Regions from separate parts of the Homo sapiens genome. Here region 1 is linked to region 2. A link is a contact called in ENCODE Hi-C data. All regions are on one chromosome and are shown on one strand. Each heading gives the region's core, a stretch centred on a gene start or an enhancer-like site at or near the end of the contact. The rest is flanking DNA. Distances are from core to core; before and after follow the strand shown.

Region 1 (2,637 bases), core at 1-2,500, 470 kb before region 2:
TTCTTTTCCTGTAGCACAGTGGTATATATTGCAGTTGAGGTGGGCAAGAAAAGTCATGCAGAAGGTATGGAAATATCTTAGTCATTTACATGCTGTGTTAACTGAAATTACTCATATTTATATTATTGTTTTTATAATTGTTATATTTTCCCAAGGAGTCCTGCCCTATAAATCCACAAATTTCAGATTTATTCATAAACAAACAGACCAGATTCTTCCTGTTGAAAGGTGAGGACTCTGAACAGGGTCTCTAGGTTAGTTCCACCATGTCTAGCAAAAGATAGTGTAATCTAGTCCATTAATTCCAGGCAATTACAGTTTTTTTTTTTTCCAACTCCCCTGTCATTAAAGATTGAAACTCAGTCCAGGGCTTTCTCCCAGTTCTCCTTGAGGTGTTGTCTGTGTTCTGTGGGGCCTTCTGTGGGTTCAGAGAATGGAAAGTTATAGTTCATTCTCGTCTGTTTCCATCCGGTAGCCTCCACTAGTCAGGGTCTCCCCCTTGCTATTTTCTGAGATGTGCAATTCAGTTTGATTCCCAGGTGTTCATCCCCTTCTATATTGACTTCAGCTGAGCTGTCGCTTCATTCTTATCAGATATCTAGCCAGATAGGACACCTGGTAGGTCTTTTTATCTAGCTGAAAATCCTTTATATGCCTGCTGTCTCTCTTGGAAATGTGGAAATAAATTTCATCATCTCCAAATATTTTTAATTCAGCCTAAGTAAAATTAAATTAATTCAGCCTAATTAAAACAATATAATTATTTTTAGTAGGAACCTTTGGAGAGACTTTTAGATAACTTTGATAAGTTATCTAAAAGTATTTTTGAAACACAATGGAAACTGAAAGTAACTAGTGGTTGGTTGCCGGGGTTAGGGAGAGGAGGAAGTGGACAGTGACTACTTTTGTTTTTCTTTTTGGGGTGATGAAAATGACCTGGAATTAGACAGTGATGATGGTTGCCTAACTTTGTGAATATACTAAAAACCACTAATTGTACACTTTTAAAAGATGACTTTGATGATATGTGAGTTATAGCTCAATTAAAAAATGGTGCTGAAACAAAGATTCTGAGCCATATTAGTTTTCTATTACTACCCTACCAAATTAACACAAATTTAGCAGCTTAAAATAGCAGCCATTTAATATCCCACAGGTTCTGTGCATCAGAACCACCACAGGGTGGTTCAGCTAGGTCTCTGCTTAGAGTCTCACAAGGCCAATCAAGGTGGCAGCGGGGCTACATTCCTTTCTAGAGGCACTAGGGGAACATCCGTTTCCAGGTGCATTCAGATTGTTGGTAGAATTCAGTTGCATGTGGCTGTAGAACTGTGGTCCCCCATTTCTTTGCTGGCTCTCTCTCTCTCTACCTCTTAGTACCATCCTGGTAGTAAATGCCATTAATGTATTTGACAAGAAGTCTGTCATTAGCATGCTTCCCAGGAGATTTGATTAGATTGTGTCTTTCTGGAAGTGACACTAGCAGGAGAAAATCAATTGCAAGCCTGCTGTTAATGCTTCCTTCCCAGGTTTATGTCTCTTAGAGCCCTTTCCTGAAACGTGGAAATAAATTTTATCATCTCCAAATATATTTAAATCAGCCTGTTATCTGTAGAAGCTCCCCTCTTTTTATTCTTGGTTTGTTAAAAAAAAAACTAGGTAATTTTTCCTGCACCATATTCTAGATTTGTCTGATCGTTTCTTCATTTAGTGTCGTTTAGCTTGTTTCTCTTTCCTTTTTTTACCCCTGTAACCCGGTCATTAATCTGTGCTCATTGAGGTAGAGAGGTTTAAATAGATTGGAGTTCAAATTTTCTTTTTTTTTTTCCTTTTTTCTTTTTTGAGACAGCATCTCACTCTGTCGCCCAGGCTGGGTGCAGTGGCATGGTCTCGGCTCACCGCAACCTCCGGCTCCCGGGTTTAAGTGATTCTCCTGCCTCAGCCTCCTGAGTACCTGGGACTACAGGCGCCTGCCACCTCGCCCAACTAATTTTTGTGTTTTTAGTAGAGATGGAGTTTCACCATGTTGGCCGGGCTGGGCTCAAACTTGACGTCAAGTGATCTGCCCACCTCGGCCTCCCTAAAGTGCTGGGATTACAGGTGTGATCCACCTCGCTTGGCCTCAAATTTTTTTAGAAATGAATCTTTCATAAGTATTGTGCACTTCTCTCTCGCACATGGCACATGTGTTTGCTTATTTTAATTTTAGGGATGAGGAGATTGAGTTTGGATCGTGTCACACCCTCTATCAAGTATCCCCGTCAACCCCTCAGCTTTTTACTCTGTTAGCATTTACTAATGATCCTTGCCTAGAGTCATTATTAGGGGCTGCCAAATGGTGTCTTTCTAATTCTGCCATTTATAGATTAGTTTTTTAAAAGTTATGTATGTAGGCATAATTTTTTTGTATTTGTTTTAGTTACTGTACACAGCTTTATTTGGGATAAGATTAAGATTCTTAAATTTCTTTATTTTCTTTGCTATGCCAGTGAGGAAAGCCAGGGAAAAATAGCATTAAATTCTTCTTATACAGGCAAAATTGTGACAAGAGAGTACAAATGATTTACTTAGAACCTTTTTTTTTTTTGAGATAACAAGCTAGTGACTTTCCTGAATTAAATTTGTAAGTTTCTGAAA
Region 2 (2,700 bases), core at 96-2,595:
TACAAGGGGCAAAGGATTTGGCATCCTTTGGTCATGGAGTGCTGCTCAGATATGTACTATAGAAACCATTCTGAAGCATTTCAAAAGACATCCAGTTTCTCCTCTGTATACTGCAAAATCTTGGGCTTAGGTTCTGGCATTTAGTCTATGACAAATGATTGCTGGCAAAAGTTGAATGAAGCAGTTAAGAGTATGGGTTTGCAGTAAGATCCAGGTTCAAATTTACACCTTTCCATGTACTACCTGTGTGACTTTGGTGAAATTATCTTCTCCAGGCCTTAGGGTGAAATGTATGTGAGAATGCATGAAGCCTGCCACGTGGTTAATATTAAGAGTGATAACTCATATTATCATTGATGGAGGTGAATGAAAGAAATGGAGTAACACGCTTTTAAAACACAGTTTCCCCTCCATTATCATTTCAACCACTTTAGATGAAAATATTGAGGGATACATCCACAATTTCTAGTTAATTAAAAAATATCAGGAGGTCTTAGTAGATTCTAGATTTTTCCTTCAATGAAATGAGTTGTTAAATAAAAGGCCTCCATAAGTACAGGGTCTTGTCGTTGGGCTCTATCTTATGAGCGGTGGATCTGCCTCCCAGGAAGGTAGGCAGACACCAGTGAGGCATCTGGTGCTTGGGATGCAGCGAGTGGAGCCAAGCAGAGAATGATCAGATCCGTTTGCCTGGAATTTCTGCATTTGCTGCCCCAAACATCTGGAGCCAGGCTACCCAGTGCAGATGGAAAATAGCAAAATGCAAATTCCCTGGGTTCAGCTGAGGGAAGCCAAGGCAGACAGAGTCTGAGAAGGCGGATGAAAGGTGAGCCAAAACAAAAGCCCTGGCGGGTGGTGGGGCAGCGTTTTATCTAGAGCCTACGGCCCCCGGTAAGGACAGGAGATGAGAGAAGGGACCTTAGAGCTACTTGGGCCACCTTCATGTTCGTACTCATCCCCCTCCTTAACAGCCTGAAAGGGAGCCTGCTGGGCTTACGGCAGCCTCCCTGTCCTCTTCCTGATGCCATGCCTGCTCCATTGCTTTGCTTCTTCTGGATCCTGTTTCGCCCTCTCCCTCAAGAAGGAGATCCTGAAATAGATCCTGAGTCAATGACTCAGGTGCAAGTGCTTTATTAAAGAAAGGCTCCCAGAAGAAATCTACTTGCACCCGAATCATTGACTCAGGATCTCCTTCTGGGAGAATCCAAGCCAAGACAAGACAGACAACCCAACCAACTGAGCTGCTCACAGCTTCAACTGCTACAACCCTGGAAAGGATTCTGATTGGCTAGCTAAGGGTCACATGCCCAAATGGGCCTTTGATTGGCAGCTGTTGCTTCCTTCCTACTCCCTCCCACACACCCAGGAGCTCCAGCCTGTTATGGGATGGGCATCCTACCAGGAACCAAGGATGCTAAGGTAAGCAGTCCTTGCCCTCATAGGTTTACTTATACTTAAGGGGAGAGAACCGTTAGTCAAATCACCCCACATACAGATCTTTACACACTATGAAGGACAAGCACAGGGTGCAGTCAGTGGGAGGGGCCCAGAACGGGAAGTGCCATGCTGGCTGCTGCTGTGTGGAATGGGCTGTAAAGAGAGCAAGAGTGAAAGCCACAGCAGGGGAGCTGGTCAGAGATGGCAGTGGCTTTATTAGAGTGGTGGCCCTGGAGTTGGAGACAGGTGGGAAAAACTCAAGAGCCCTCTAAGGAACCGACCCATGGCAGTCCATCGCCACCAAGTCCCTCTTACCACTCTAGGTTTAAAGAAACCCAAAAAACAAAACTACGTTGCAACTGCACTGCTACACCAGGAAACCTAAGGGGGAACAAAAGAAAACTTAGTAGTGCCCTCTAGGCTGAAGATTTGACCTATTATTTACTAACCTTTCCCTCCCTCTTCCTTATTTTCAACAAATCTCCTGCCATCCATTTTGAATTCTTCTCTAAATAGAGAAAGCTTTCTTTCTCAGCTTCATTTAAATGTCCACCATGGTATTTACCCATGTTTTCTTGATTTTTATTTCTTTTTGGGGCGGGTATCTAAAAGATAATCTGATCCCTGTTCCTGATTCTGTAGGTGACAGAGAGAAGTGGTTTTCTCATTTTTTTGTGTGTGAAATTATTCGCATATGAGGAAAAGATAGCTCAAAAATAGAAGCTCTTTCATTATCTCTCCACAATGTAGTGTGGCCCCAAGTGACTATTTTGTGGAGACACGGTAATTTGGGGTGGCTAAATCATTACCCCGAGGTGTGTCAGATGCTGCCAAGACCTCCTTCATTCATGTGGCCAAGACTGTGGGCTTCCTGGCTGGGGAGGCAGAGGCCCTGCTCTTCTGCTGCTAACCTTGGGGTCAGCGAGCCCTGATCCACACTTCCTCTGGGCAACATCAATGGGGCTGCTGAACATATTGAGCCAGACTTGTTTCCAAGAGATAGAAGGAACTAGAGCATTGGGGAAAGTCCCAAGTAACTCTAGCCCTCAGCCACCTGCTGTGGCTGAAGATGAAGTCTCTGCAGCTTCAAGAATCCAACTGGCTGGTGCACATTGTTCTCATTGGCTAGATCATTCCTCCATGTAGCACTTCACTAAACTCATTAACAAATATTTACAAATGACATTGCTTTTTGGGGTCATGTATATTTCAGTCTTCAGAATCCATCAGGCACTCAAATCCCTTGGCAGTTCTAGTTCTCTC

What was found. Hi-C counts contacts between places; a loop is a spot of excess contacts on that map. Pooled maps may share reads with other maps.
Region 1: a map of GM12878 shows a loop between it and region 2 (2.8-fold over the local background). The contact joins the enhancer-like site here to the promoter of SLC1A3-AS1 in region 2. A Hi-C loop is called at or near these places in 1 of 168 maps with a recorded cell type or tissue (GM12878), 10 of 37 single-sample maps with no recorded cell type and 7 of 50 pooled maps.

Annotation. Positions count from the first base shown.
Region 1 is chr5:37,196,129-37,198,765 of GRCh38, reverse strand. It overlaps CPLANE1 (ciliogenesis and planar polarity effector complex subunit 1), which reads left to right. Exons shown (of 53, transcript NM_001384732.1): 20 at 1-64. Among named protein-coding and RNA genes, the nearest start is that of CPLANE1-AS1, 52 kb to the left of the region's middle. Within about 2 kb of position 1,250, at least 5 of the 41 ENCODE cell types and tissues checked have a DNase peak (open chromatin) inside an H3K27ac peak, as active enhancers do.
Region 2 is chr5:36,723,833-36,726,532 of GRCh38, reverse strand. SLC1A3-AS1 (SLC1A3 antisense RNA 1) reads left to right here and starts at 1,345. Exons shown (of 2, transcript XR_007058736.1): 1 at 1,345-1,419. RefSeq lists enhancers at 2,348-2,617, 2,658-2,700.